2 separate regions of the Mus musculus genome follow, and region 2 is linked to region 1. A link is a loop called in an ENCODE intact Hi-C map of the cell type or tissue named here. Cell type or tissue: heart. All regions are shown on one strand. Each heading gives the region's core, and the rest is flanking DNA. Links, peaks and the distances in the headings are about the cores only.

The links. A loop is a pair of places that touch in the nucleus more often than their neighbours do. Peaks named below come from ENCODE experiments on the same cell type or tissue, not always from the same donor. Only the 100,000 strongest peaks of a DNase experiment are listed, where the experiment ranks them.
Region 2: it touches region 1 in a loop (3-fold over the local background); 3 of 42 quality-filtered maps call a loop at or near these places.

The regions. Positions count from the first base shown.
Region 1 is chr14:79,657,677-79,665,260 of GRCm38, reverse strand. Cnmd (chondromodulin) reads left to right here and starts at 3,078. Exons shown (of 7, transcript NM_010701.3): 1 at 3,078-3,321; 2 at 3,723-3,866. The coding sequence starts at 3,250. Gm41218 (a long non-coding RNA gene) reads right to left here and starts at 2,328. Exons shown (of 5, transcript XR_874848.1): 1 at 2,288-2,328. In heart, for the core only: a CTCF peak has its summit at 3,934; a DNase peak (open chromatin) is centred at 3,910; H3K4me3 peaks cover 826 bases; H3K27ac peaks cover 654 bases; H3K27me3 peaks cover 1,340 bases.
Region 2 is chr14:79,390,761-79,398,344 of GRCm38, reverse strand. Mtrf1 (mitochondrial translational release factor 1) reads right to left here and starts at 573. Exons shown (of 11, transcript NM_145960.4): 1 at 309-573. It also overlaps a transcript of Naa16 not described here. In heart, for the core only: a CTCF peak has its summit at 3,601 (motif pointing left); no DNase peak of the experiment used is centred there; H3K27ac peaks cover 62 bases.

The DNA of each region.
Region 1 (7,584 bases), core at 1,406-6,405:
TAAAAGTGAATTCCCATATATGATACTAGTGGCACCTATGTTTAGTCGCTGTGTAACCTCTTGTGATACATGTTATATGCCCAATAAGACAAATGCTGTTCTGTAGGTTTCCCCTGCCTCCTGACGGCAAAAAATCCAGAGCCCTTCACGGTTCTCATGGTTTTCAACTTTGGACTCTGCTGAACAATCTCTTTCAACTATATGCGGTCTGTACTAAGACTCGCCTTCTCTGTAGGGTCTCTGGTTTCCCGGAAATTCCTGGGACCGTGTTCTCAGGAAAGGCTATCTGCTTATCCTCATTCAGCAGAGGCCAGGAGAAGCCCAGCTGGATCTCACTGGGCTCTACCCCTGTACCATCAGTGGGATGTGCAGGCAAGGATTTTACACACATCCAGGGGGTGTGCAGGCAAGGATTTTACACACATCCAGGGGGTGTGCAGGCAAGGATTTTACACACATCCAGGGGGTGTGCAGGCAAGGATTTTACACACATCCAGGGGGTGTGCAGGCAAGGATTTTACACGCATCCACAGGGTGTGTGCAGGCAAGGATTTTACACACATCCAGGGGGTGTGCAGGCAAGGATTTTACACACATCCAGGGGGTGTGCAGGCAAGGATTTTACACGCATCCACAGGGTGTGTGCAGGCAAGGATTTTACACACATCCAGGGGGTGTGCAGGCAAGGATTTTACACACATCCAGGGGGTGTGCAGGCAAGGATTTTACACACATCCAGGGGGTGTGCAGGCAAGGATTTTACACACATCCAGGGGGTGTGCAGGCAAGGATTTTACACACATCCAGGGGGTGTGCAGGCAAGGATTTTACACGCATCCACAGGGTGTGTGCAGGCAAGGATTTTACACACATCCAGGGGGTGTGCAGGCAAGGATTTTACACACATCCAGGGGGTGTGCAGGCAAGGATTTTACACACATCCAGGGGGTGTGCAGGCAAGGATTTTACACACATCCAGGGGGTGTGCAGGCAAGGATTTTACACACATCCAGGGGGTGTGCAGGCAAGGATTTTACACACATCCAGGGGGTGTGCAGGCAAGGATTTTACACGCATCCACAGGGTGTGTGCAGGCAAGGATTTTACACACATCCAGGGGGTGTGCAGGCAAGGATTTTACACACATCCAGGGGGTGTGCAGGCAAGGATTTTACACGCATCCACAGGGTGTGTGCAGGCAAGGATTTTACACACATCCAGGGGGTGTGCAGGCAAGGATTTTACACACATCCAGGGGGTGTGCAGGCAAGGATTTTACACACATCCAGGGGGTGTGCAGGCAAGGATTTTACACACATCCAGGGGGTGTGCAGGCAAGGATTTTACACACATCCAGGGGGTGTGCAGGCAAGGATTTTACACACATCCAGGGGGTGTGCAGGCAAGGATTTTACACGCATCCACAGGGTGTGTGCAGGCAAGGATTTTACACACATCCAGGGGGTGTGCAGGCAAGGATTTTACACACATCCAGGGGGTGTGCAGGCAAGGATTTTACACGCATCCAGGGGGTGTGCAGGCAAGGATTTTACACGCATCCAGGGGGTGTGCACGCAAGGATTTTACACACATCCAGGGGGTGTGCAGGCAAGGATTTTACACACATCCAGGGGGTGTGCAGGCAAGGATTTTACACGCATCCAGGGGGTGTGCAGGCAAGGATTTTACACGCATCCACAGGGTGTGCAGGCAAGGATTTTACACGCATCCAGGGGGTGTGCAGGCAAGGATTTTACACGCATCCACAGGGTGTGCAGACAAAGTGCCTTAGACTGATCACTAGACTCTTTTTGCCATCAAGCTTAACAGTCTAAACACTGTCCCTCCCAACATAGCCCCTCACCCGGTCTTCTGCAATTCTCATAGTCCTGGTAGGTCTGAAATCATCCCCTGAGACTCAGCAGGTGCTGCCAGCTCTGTGGTGACAGTGACAGTGTTTTCCATTCCTCTCTTCCCTTGCAGCCCCACATCCGAGCTCTTAGCCTAAGAGCCACATCTCCACGCAACAATGCCTTTCTTGATCCTTAAACACTCTCCTGCTGCAGCCTTGCACATCCACGGTCCCTCTGCTCAGGACCTCCCAAGCACCAGCCCTCAGTCACTTCTCAGCAGAGAGTTCTAAAACAACTAAATTTCCCAGTGTGAATTGAGGAGCCCTGGCTCCAAGTGAGGTACCACGGAAGAAGACATTTTCTTCAAAGGTGGGTACGTGCCTCAGAGAAAAGCATGCCCGGGACCTCATAAAATCAGGAGCATTGGCCAATACCTGTGCTCCCAGCACTCCAGAGATGGCGGGAGGAAAGTTCAAAGTTTAAGGTCATCCTCAGCTACATATGGAGTTCTGGGTCATCCTGAGCTACATGAGACTGTCAACAACAAAAAAGCAAACCATGTTCTCTGTCCACTTAATGGAGCTATTTACTACATATATGTAAATGATACGTAACCACCTTTTATTTGTTCCTTTGGTCGTAGCCAATCAGTGTTTGGGAAACACATTTTCTGCTGTTTAATCAGTGTGGACTTAACTATAGGCATTTTCTTTCATTCCAGGCTCCCCGTTTCCTCTGCTTCAGGACCCTTCTGCTTTTGCTGCACTGTTGCAGCAATTAAACCCCTCCCTTAGAGGACCCAGTGGCAAAGGCCATCTCCAACATTCTGCCCCATGCTCTAGTTCCAGGGGAGTCCAGCAGTTCCCACCTCCAGCGGAAACCCTAGTAGAAAGGGTATCTTAACATTGGCACTTGAGACAGGCCCCCCATCTCTCATCACACTCCCCTCTCATTCTGCTTCCAGGGCCCCTTGGAGAAATAGGCTCCAGCCAGTGTCACACTGCAAAGCCCTCTGATACTCTAAGAAATCCTGGCAAGCTAGTAACTGGGGGTGCTGGTGGGGTTCCAAGGCTCAACATCCCTTACATACTCAAACCTGTCTGGATGTCCCTCTGGGTTTTTGGAGGGGAGAGAGTGATGGGGAGGACACATCTGAGAACACAGGATAAGCTGAGTAGGCTGCTCCAGGGTGGAGGGAAGAGGGAGGGGAGAGGTGAGGTGCTGGAAGGGGTGGGGACAGAAGGGCTGGCCAGAGCAGGACGCTGCTGTTGCTGCTGCTGCTGCTCCTGCTGCTGCTGTTGTACAGGGGGCATTCGTTGTAGGGACAAGAGGACAGTTGGAACAGTTAGGACAGTGGGATAGGGTCTTCGCGTATCTTACTTCTCCATCTTCAGCCATGACAGAGAACTCAGACAAAGTTCCTATCACCATGGTAGGGCCTGAGGACGTTGAGTTTTGCAGTCCCCCGGTGAGTACCTCCTGGGTCCCCAGGACTGCTGTGGAGTAAGTCCAGACACAGAGACCCCGGCTTCCTGTGGGTGCCAGGTCCACTTCTGGGATCAGGGATTTGGGCCTTTGGATGTGTGGTGATGAGGGAATCAAATGAGAATGTCCAGTGTGGGGGGAGAGTGTCAGGGTACAGAGGATCCACCACAGGCGTGGAGCAGAGGGTGCAGTACTAGGGGGCCGGCCTAGGGAAGAGTCTGCTATGGTACTTCCATGTCTGAGGACAAGGGACACTCGCAAGGCAACCTCTGAGTGTTCTTGGGGCCAAGGTTTCCTACTCCAGTCCTCGCGGTTCCCCCGGGACAGGATGCAGGGATCGCGAGTGTGGGTGGCACGGCAACCAGTCCATCTCCTGCCCCGCAGGCGTACACCACCGTCACCGTGAAGCCCTCCGGGAGCCCAACACGGCTGCTCAAGGTAGGAGCTGTGGTCCTCATTTCTGGCGCGGTACTGCTGCTCTTCGGGGCCATCGGGGCCTTCTACTTCTGGAAGGGGAATGACAATCACGTAAGTTCAACGAGTGACTCCCCAGTTGGGATGCAAGGGCCGCCAGGTGCGCAGGGTGGCCGAACCCCTAGGTGGAGCCAGAGCGCTGCTCGGCCAGCGGGCACAGCCTGCTGCTCCCTTTGGTCCCCTTGGTTCTCTTGGACACCTCCCTTCTCAGGTCTAGCCTAAAGTGGGTACAGGGTACAGGGTAGGCAAGCTCAGGGTTCCTAGGCTGAAAACAGAAACGGGGACTGTTCGAGAACGCCCTGGACACTGTGGGAAAAGCCATTTTCTGCCATCCCAGCCTAACGCAGCTTACCAAGCAGTTGTGAGGCAGTGGGTAGGGCACGTGACCTCTCTGAGCTTCTTCTCCAGAAAGAAAGAAATGAAAGTAAATGATCCTTGATGCCTGTCCCAGCTGAGGAAAGCCATAAATTTAAATAGGACAAAGGGTAGAAAGAATATTCAATCCTACAGCTGAGGGAAACTCTTTTAACAAGAAAGTTCTCCTGTTTGTGACCTATTTATTCATTCTCCCTATTCTGTGTTAAAACAAAAAGTCAGACTTCCTTAGAGGTAACAAATCTCTTTTAAGAATCAGTGTGCTCACCTGTGATTTAATGGCAACAGTCTCACTAACGACTCTCCTCCCTTTATGTGCTCATTGAGATTAAGGCTGGATAGACTCTCTCAAGGAGTATAAAAAGCGTTTCTGTCTGAACTGGGCAGAGTTCCAATGCGTTCTCTAAATACCTGAGTGTGTCCACCTATGTAAAAGGGGACATTTTATCTTGATGACCATTGCCATACCGGGTATAAGCTTATTCCAGCTAATGGAAAAGAATTCCATCTCCAGGGAGCACACAAAGGGCTCTTTCTTAATCACTGTCCTCCAAGGTTCGCTGACTGCCTCTTTTCCTCCTCTCCCACCATGAAATTCAAGGCATGAACAAATTCCAGTACTTAGAGAAAATGGTGCTGAAAGCAATTCAACCATTTTACACAACACATCTTCTGCAGTCACTGCATAATTTGTATTTTTAACTCAAAAGCCTCATGTAGATAAGCAAGCCATTTAGCACAGAGTCTGTTTTAGAGACTATATCAAATTTACAAGCATCAATTTGTAAGATCGGAATTGCGCTGTATTTTGTGTGGATTTGAAAAGTGCCTTAATGTATTTGTATTTTAAATATAGACACTGGTGGATGCTCATATGTGAAAGCACAGAATTTGAACATGAGAGTGATTTTAAATGTCTATGTCTCCATTAGTAGCAGGCTTGAGATTGTCACCCTTGGGGAAATTTGATGGTGTTAGAGTACAAATACTATCTTTTAGACAACAAAATCTCGATGATGAAAGTAATTTAAAGACAAAAAATAGCTTTGATTTTTAAGGGTTTTTTGTTTTGTTTTTGTAAATATTTTGGCCATGAAAGCAATACCATTTGGCATTTAATTAAAGACAAACATGGCTAGCTGACAAGCTTCTTAGAATAAGCCATCACCCTGAAGAAGTGGGCTCCCACTTCTCATATCTTTCATTTTCCTGCAAGATGTTTGGTTTAAAAGAGCAGTATTAAATTCTAAGAATATGGAGGAATAGTAAATCACATTTTATTGCTAACAATCAAAGTTATTGCTATTTCCTACTCAGACAGGAGAATGAAGAAAATCATGGCATTTTTGTTTTCTGGAAAAAAATTTGTCTAATGCTGTTCCATATTATTTAAGTCTGGCAAACAAATCACAGAATTTGAAGTAGAATGCATTTGGCAGTATCTATGCTATGCACATGCATGGATCTGCTGTCTTTGAATATAACTTAAATCACCCAAAGACAGCATAGTCAAAAAAGATAAGTATCTATCACACAGGAACGATCATCAAGCTAATGGACTCCCTGTTCTCTGGAGAGTTTCAGGCCTGGGCTCTCTGCATTAGTTTACAAAGACGCACCAGCTGTGAAGTTCTCACCTCTCCCTTTCATAGGGTTCAACCCCAAAGGACAGTTCTGCTCAAATTTAGCTGGAGGGTTACCAAGCACAGGGCACTAATCATGAGGGGATCGCTGACAGAGCTCAAATATTGAGGCCATTTTTCATCCACATTATTGTAAATGGAACAAGGCGTTGAGACATTGGAAATTCCCATCAGTGCCAGGCAACTGACAACTCTACCAGTTCAGTGAGGTGGGGAGACCATTGCTTGCGGCCTTTTTCTTAGATTAATTTTTCTAGACATTTTCCCAAACATTATGTAATTAATCTTATAGAACCGAGGCCTTATTAAAAACTCATTAGCAAATATCCTTGGCTGTAAAAGGCACCATATTGAGCAGAATTTTGGCAAATAATAAACTTCATTGTACTTGGTGAGAAATAGCCTGAGGTGCCAACATCTCCCTCTCTGGGCTTAGAGAAGATAATGTAATTGCCATTCCAGCAATTCAGCTTTCTGCCCTGCTCAGGGCCCAGAACTCTGGAAACTGCAGACTGCCTCCCACCCTCCCCCACTCCTACCCACCACTCCAAGAGGGCACAGGCTTTTCCTGCAACCACCAGCATGAGAGTGCCAGGCAGACTGTAGCTAGGGATCCTCTCCTGAGAAGAAAAGTGCAACTGTTGGAAAGTGAAATTCCGACTGGAAGGGTCAAAGCCAGCCTGGTACATAGTGTGATAAACTGTGATATGTATGGGGTGGGGGAATAAAGAGGAACCGGCCAACAAGAATTTCTAAATGGTTAGATTCTTAAGTGTTGCACTGCCTTAGTTTGCTGTCATCTGAGCGGTGAACTCACAGGCCAGGTTCCTCTAACAGTCACTGCTAACCCATGTGTACAATGGCTGCTCTGAGCTCCCAGGGCAGAACAGAGCCTGCTTTCTCAGCTGGCGTACAGAAAGGCCTGGTTTAGCCAAAACCAAAAAACAAAACTCCAGGCTTCTATAACTGGGCTGCTTCTGAGGGAGAAACTGGAACAGGCTGCTGGGCTCTGCTCCATCTCCGCTGAGTCTGAATCCTACGGGGTGGCCCCCCAGGCAGTGTGGCTTAGGGAACTGGAGGCTGCTGGGTTCCTGGAAGGAGGCAGGGAGGCAGGGATGGACATGCTGGAGTGGTACCGATATTTCTTAAAGGAAGCCGGCTGCCTGGAAGGAAGGGTAGGAGTGACAGAGCCATTCCCACATCTCTGATGATAAAATAGTGCTCTGTGAGTCTAGTACTAATGAGTTTTCTCCAAGTAACGATCCTGTAATAACGGCTGCGTTTTCTAGTGTTTATCCAGTAGTTGTAGTCACTCTTCATAATGAAGGAGGAAAATCAGACTTGAATAAAGTCACAGTTCTTTGCTGTGCTGAGTGGCTGACCTGGCATGAGTTAGAAATTTTGTCATCGGTTTTCAGTCTTTTCCCTTGGAAGACTTGCACATGTGTACTTGTGCGTGACCACGCATGCACTTTCTACGTTAGACAGACGATAGTTAGATAATGGATGATTAATGAAGACAGATAGCTACCTAAACTCCTAAAAAGAAGGAAAGAAGAGAAAGCCAGCAGCATGCTCGACTGGAGCAGTGTGTGAATTATTTTTAAGCTATGACAGAGAGTGATAAGCTGTCCAAAAAAAAGAAAGTCCTTTGGATAATTTAATTTAGTGATAGCTTTGTTCTTTTGTTCTTTCTTTCTTTCCTTCTTTCTTTCTTTCTTTCTTTCTTTCTTCCTTCCTTCCTTCCTTCCTTC
Region 2 (7,584 bases), core at 897-5,896, 270 kb after region 1:
CAGTTTAGGAGTAGCTGTGGAATGAGTAACTACCTAAACCTAGAAAGAGCAAGGCTTCAACATCACCCCCACAACCCGGTATTACTCGACATTTTAAAAGCAATTCTCGGTTTCTGGTGTGTTAAAAGTGACAGTAAACGGGCACCAGGCGTAGAATGTGAAAATCATGTTGTGTAAGTCAGTATTATGGATTCTATACGGAAGTAACACCAGTGGGCAGTAGGAATTTTTTTTAAAGCCCTCTTACGGCCAAGAAAGAATTGTGAATATCTAAGTAAAAGAAGAAAATTGACGTTCTCGTTTCTTACTGATAACTGAGCCTCCTGTGCACCGCAACATTTCAGCTCAAGGTACTGCAAGCATGATCAGTCCCAGGCTACTGCTTCCGGGTTACGGTTTGTTCCTGGCTCCTCCTCCACTTTGCAGAGAAATGGTCCTTAGGTGTCCGTAACGGTAAACAAGAATGAAATGACGAAGCGGGTAGGATACTGCTCTGGAAGGACCACGCGTGGAACGGATTTGGAGCTGACTCCTGGAAGCTGCGACGTCCAAAGTGGATCGCCCTCTCCTAGTGCCCTAACCAAGGAATCCTGGGAGTTGTAGTTTACCCTTCCCCAGGCTTTCTTGTTTCCCACCCTAAGACCCTTTACTCCATCTTTCTCCCTAAATTTAGGGTTTTCAGATACTTATAAACCTAGAAGCGAACCTTTTCCCTAATTTACACATCAAATTCTACAGTATGTGATAGGCGAAATCTCAAGAATTTCTTTACGTGTTACCAACCCTTGAAGCAGTAGTTTCTAAGTTACTGATTTGTTTTGTTTCAGAGTGCAGGAGGTTAAGGCTAGAGACTCATGCACGCTAAGACAAGAGCTCTATCATTGAGCTATATCCACAGACTTGGGGGTTTGTTTTTTAAATGGAACCTCCCTCCCCCCAATCATTAACAATTTTAGCGGGGCGTGGGGGCACACACCTTTAATCCCAGCACTTGGGAGGCAGAGGCAGGCGAATTTCAGAGTTCGAGGCCAGCCTGGTCTACAAAGTGAGTTCCAGGACAGCCAGGGCTATACAGAGAAACCCTGTCCCAAAAAAAAACAAACAAAAACAAACAAAACAAAACAAAACAAAAACCCAAACAAACAAAAACAATTTTAGGAGATTCTGAATTGTTAATTGTTACACTTTTAGCCAGTATTGTTTAAAACATTGACTGAAAAAAACTATAGGGGCTCGCGAAATGGCTCAGTGGTTAAGAGCGCCGACTGCTCTTCCGAAGGTCCGGAGTTCAAGTCCCAGCAACCACATGGTGGTTCACAACCATCCGTAAGGAAATCTGATGCCCTCTTCTGGAGTGTCTGAAGACGGCTACAGTGTACTTACATATAATAAATAAATAAAACTTTAAAAAGAAAAAAAAAAAGAACAATGACAAAGAGAGCTATAAATTTGTATTTAAAAAAAAATCATAACAGGACCCCAAAATAGATAACTATATCTATGAATTAGAATTTTTAAAGATAGTGTTGTTTACGTGTGTGTTTAGAGACACAAGACCCTATCTCAAAAACAAACACAAATAGGGAGGGGTGAGTAAAAATGGTGGAAAGAGAGAAAAAGATAGAAACCAACATACAACAAAATAATATTTAACATTTACTAGTATGCACTTCAAGGTAGTTACTTCTGCCTACTATATACTAGTCACTAGTTTGAATGCTTTAAACCTATTAGTTCATATAGTTCCATAATACTCTTTTTCTTTTTTCGAGACAGGGTTTCTCTGTGTAGCCCTGGCTGTCCTGGAACTCACTTTGTAGACCAGGCTGACCTCAAACGCAGAAATCTGCCTGTCCCTGCCTCCCAAGTGCTGGGATTAAAGGCATGTACCACCACGCCCGGCTCTATAATGATCTTAAAAACCCATTTGCAGAAGAGAAAACTAAAGCATAATGCATCTAAGGAGGCAAGCATGATGGCTCACACCTGAAATCCGACCACACAGGAGCTGAGATAGGAGGCTAGTGGCCATCTTGGGCTACAGAGTACCAGACCTACCTGGGCAATGGTGAGTTCCTGTCTCTAAAGACTCAAGCCCACTTGAATACATAAAAAACTTAAGAATTCCTGCCAGGAATTGTGAGGCAGGTCACATTTGAGAAGTAGAGGCAGGAGACTCAGAAGTCTATATAGTTAGCTTAAGGCCACTACAAAATGTGTCTCTCAAAAAAACAAAATTAGGGGCTGGAGACATGGCTCACATGTTGAGAGCACTTACTGGTCTTCCAGGGGACCTGAGTTCAGTTCCCAGGACCCGCAGTAGGTCGTTTACAACGGCATCTAAGCCCAGCTCCAGAGGATCCAATGTCTTGTGCCTCCATAAGCATCCATACACACATGCACACATCCACACAGACACACACACACAATTCAAAAATAATAAAAATATTAATTTTAGTGTGTTTGCACACTCAAATGGAAGTCAGAGAAAAACCTGTGAGAGTCAGTTAGAAAAATTGCCATACAAAACAGACATGTAAGCAGAAAGTAGCCACCTATAAGCTAACAGGCAAAACTCACCTTGTTGTTTAAGATGAGGACTTCCTGGTCTCCAAACCACGAGGAATTTGAACCACCAGCCTATGGTATTTTGTTATGAAAGCTTGACTAGACTGATGAATATGTAGAACAACTTTTTTTTTAAGATTTATTTATTAGATGTACCTACATTGTCACTGTCTTCAGACACTCCAAAAGAGGGCATCAGATCCCATTACAGATGTTTGTGAGCCACCATGTGGTTGCTGGGATTTGAACTCAGGACCTCTGGAAGAGCAGTCAGTGCTCTTAACCACTGAGCCATCTCTCCAGCCCTATGTAGAACATTTTTAAAATATAAATTAATCTTTATGTACTTTGTGCTATCTCTCAATATAAAAAGAATTCTGAAGCTAAGTTATATTTAGTTTTAAGTACGGTGCTTTATTTGCCAACATTTTAAACAAAGAAAACAATGTAGCATGTGCATGATAATTAATGCAGAAAGAGACTTTTTAAAAAAGATTTCTTTATTGTTATAAATAAGTACACTGTAGCTGTCTTCAGACACACCAGAAGAGGGTGTCAGATCTTATTATGGGTGGTTGTGAGCCATCATGTGGTTGCTGGGATTTGAACTCAGGACCTTTGGAAGAGCAGTCAGTGCTCTTACCCACTAAGCCATCTCGCCAGCCCCAGAAAGAGATCTTAACACAATGTAATTGAAAAGGCATATTTATTTAGTTGATATTTGAGATAGAGTCTCACGTAGCCCATGCTGTCCCTAAACTTGCTAGTATAGTCAAGAATGGCCTTGAACTTCTGTTCCTCCTGCATTTATCCACCAAAGATCTGGGTTTACAAACAAGCATCCCAACTCAGCTTGAAAGAGGATGTTTAAAGCTTAGCAAACCATTCTCTATCAACTATGTTGGGGCTGGAGGGATGGATCAGTACTTTTGAGCACTTGATGCTCTTACAGAAAATGGACTGCAGCCCTAGCACCTATATGATGCCTCACATCATCTATAACCCCAGTTCCAGGGAATCTGGTGCCCTCTTCTGTCTTCCATGGGCACTGCACATACTTTTTAAAAAATGTGTTAGGTTAGAGATGACTCAGAGGTTAAGAGCACTTCCAAAGGTCCTGAGTTCAATTTCTGGCAATCACATGGTGGCTCACAACCATCTGTAATAGGATCTGATACCCTCTTCTGGTATGTCTGAAGACAGCTGCAATGTACTCATATAAATAAAATAAATCTTTTTTTTTTTTAAATGTGTTACAAGGTGTGGTGGTACATGCCTTTTATCCCAGCACCTGGGAGGCAGAGGCAGGTGGATCTCAGTGAGTTTGAGGGCAGCCTAGTCTACAGAGTGAGTTCCAGGACAGCTAGGGCTATATGGAGAAACCCTGTCTCTAAAAACAAACAAACAAACAAAAACAAAAACAAAAATACCAAACCACTACCACCAATAACCACAACAAAACCCTCAAACAAACAAATAACCCAAAACTTCAAACAAAACAAAAAAGGAAATAATTTCTTCATAGTTGTCAAAGTTTCAGTTCCTGGACATCTTGCGTTGGGACCTTTGGCAAGGCAGAACACGGTGTTAAGTCTGTTTACCTTATAAGAACTGGGAAACAAAGTGGTGAGGGGAGGTGCCAGCATTCTAGTATCTCTCCTTCTAGAATATACCCCTCTGAGGGTGAGTCTATGTTGGGGAGGATGGATGCAGATAGGCAGGCACAGGGATGGAGCAGTAGCTGAGAGTTTACTTACATGTTGAGACAATAATTAGAGATGGAGTGGGAGCTAACTGGGAATGATGTGGTATTTTGAAACCTCAAAGCCTCTTCCCCTTACCCCCAGCGACAGTAACACACCTCCTCCAACAAGACCACATCTCCTAATCCTTCCCCAACAGTTCCATCAGCTGGGACCAAGCATTCCAATACGTGAGTTCACAGAAGTAGTTTCATTCAAACCACCACAGCCTTCAATCGCATGGTTATATGGGTTGTGGGAATAACAGCAAACTCCTAGATTTTACTGTGTCAGCTAGTTATATAAAAGAGGTATGTGGTTGTACTGTTATTTTACTTAATGCATGATTCTAAAGGAGGCACAGCCTGTCTAAAGTGCCAGGAAGGGATGTTTAGCTAGAAATCCCAGGTGCTTCCAATCAGAATTTGGCTTTCTTTCTGAGAAACACTGCATTTTGATTTGCATAGCACTTCTCTTTTAGCTTTGGCTTTGAAATGACTAAGCATTACATTCATATAACCCTGCTGTACAGCAGATCACAACGATGTTATAACTCCATTTCCTGTTGAAAGGTAGAAATAACTTTTGTTCCAGACAAAACAGGAAGGCAGTAATAAAATGACAGCTGCTGGCTCATTTAGGCTTTCTGTTTGTGCAGACATTATATCTGTTATACAGTCTAAGGTTTGGGCTTGGAATTGCCACAGCACAGATAGTGGAGGTTTTGTTTTGTTTTAAGATTTATTTATTTATTTTATGCATGTGAGTACACCACCATTGCTCTTTTCAGACACACCAGAAAGAGGGCACCAGACCCCAATACAGACATTTTTTTGTTTGTTTGTTTTTTTTTGAGACAGGGTTTCTCTGTATAGCTCTGGCTGTCCTGGAACTCACTTTGTAGACCAGGCTGGCCTCGAACTCAGAAATTCGCCTGCCTCTGCCTCCCAAGTGCTGGGATTAAAGGCATGTGTCACCACGCCCGGCTCATTACAGACATTTATGAGCCACCATGTGGTTGCTGGAATTTGAACTCAGGTCCCCTGGAAGAGGAGCCAGTGCTTTTAACCACTGAGCCATCTCTCCAGCCCTGTGGAGGTTTTTTATTTTGTTTTGTTTTGAATTCTTGCTCTCCTGTTTTACCCCACCATAGCCTAGACAACTAAGGTATGCGTATATATGTACATGTGTACAAGTGGGTGTACCTGTGTGTACATGTGTGTGGAGGTCAGAGAGCAACCTTAAGTGTAAATAAGTCAGGAGCTGTCCACCTTGGTTTTTGAGACAGGGTCTTTTACTAGGACAGAGCTCACCAGATAGCCTGGAGGATTTGTTCTCAACTTTCCAGACTGAAACTACAAGTGTGTGCCACCATGTATTTTTTTTTTCTTTTTAAAAAAGATTTATTTTATTTTTAATTGTAGTGTGTGTGGGGAGAGAGAGAGAGAGAGAGAGAGAGAGAGAGAGAGAGGAGAGAGGAGAGAGAGAGAGAATGCACAGAGGCTAGGAGTAATCATTAGGTCCTCTGGGTATAGAGGGGGTTGTCAAGTGCTGGGAACTCTGGAAGAGCTAGAATATTTGACTGAGTCTACTCTTCAGCACTGCTGGCTTCTTTTTCTTCTTTAAAAACAAACAAACAAACAAACAAACAAACAACCCAAACAAATGAACAAAAAAAAAACTCAAGAAACAAAAATGTTGTTTCAGGCCAAGCATCCGTGGCACATGCCTTTAATCCCAGCACTTGGGAGGCAGAGGCAGGCAGATCTCTAAAAGTTTGGGTCCAGCCTGGTCTACAGAGCAATTTTCAGGACAGCCAAGGCTAGACAGAGAAACCCTCTCTCAAGACAAAACAAAACAAAACAAAACAAAAGAAGATCAAACCCTCTCAAACATAGGGGACGGAGTGGGGGGCATAGGATGAAGTTCACCTGAAAGCAAACATTGCATCTGTCAATGTGGTGTCTTATGTAGAATTATTACCTATAGTTATCTCTGGCAAGTGATTGACACGGGCAACCCTATCTTGAGTCACCTTCCATGTTAGACAGTGGTGGCGCACGCCTTTGATCCCAGCTTTAGGGAGGCAGAGGTAGGCAGATTTCTGAGTTTGAGGTTAGCCTGGTCTACAGAGTGAGTTCCAGGACAGCGAAGGGTACACAGAGAAACCCTGTCTCTGAAAAACAAAACAAGCAAAAGGGTTCTGGAGAATGAACTTTATAGGATGTGCCATTTCCCGATTCCTGTAGCTTCTTCCGTCCCCTTAAAAAAAAAAAAAAAAAAAAGGCTCTCACTACATAGCCTAGCCTGGCTTTGAACTTGTAATCCTCTTGCCCTTGATTTTCCAGTACTATTACTACAGGCACGTGCAGAAATTAGGATTCAGAATTTATATGTTTATATACATATGTTTACACACACCTTTTAATACTACACCAACATCTGGTATGTGATCCTTCTTGTCACAGATGTCTATCTGTATGTTCTTGCGTGTTGTTAGTATGTTTCATTTTTTTGGAGAAGTCATCCCTGAAACATTCTAGGATTGTATCCTGTTTTTCCCATTATTGGGTAGTCTATGTGGTGAAAGAGGCAGTAGACTCGAGGATCAGTAGATCTGTAAAAATTCTGCAATTATTACTGAAAATGTTGGGTTCCCTCGCGGCTGAGACTTTTTTTTTTTTTTCTCCTTCCTATCCTTTGCCTAAAGGGGCTGTCTCGCCAGTTCCATCATTTCAAGGTCTGATCACTACTTTCATATGCAATGAAAAGATAAGGCTTCTTTTTTTGTTGTTGTTTTTTGTTTTTCGAAACAGGGTTTCTCTGTATAGCCCTGACTGTCCTGGAACTCACTCTGTAGACCAGGCTGGCCTCGAACTCAGAACTAGTGCTGGGATTAAAGGCGATTAAAGGCGTGCGCCACCACCGCCCGGTTTAAGGCTTCTTTTTAAGAGTCCTTTTAAAAACAGCAAGAAAAGGAAGGACAAATGGATTCTAAACCAAGAGTGTTCGTGGTATTAAGCAGGGTTTCCACTGCACAAAAGAATAAAAGTTAACTCGGAAAACAGTTTTACATCATCTAGGACAGAAGCCTAATAACCAGCGTGAGACGAACAGTCCAGAGATTAGGGCGAGTAAATGACTAGGCGCTTAAGACGTGACAGGAGCCACAGCCCTGCACCGACCCGGAGACCTCCCGGGTGAGAAGAGTCTAGTCTTTCTCTTGGCCGCGAGACTGCGCATGCGCACCCCGCGGGGGGGCGGGGCGAGCCCT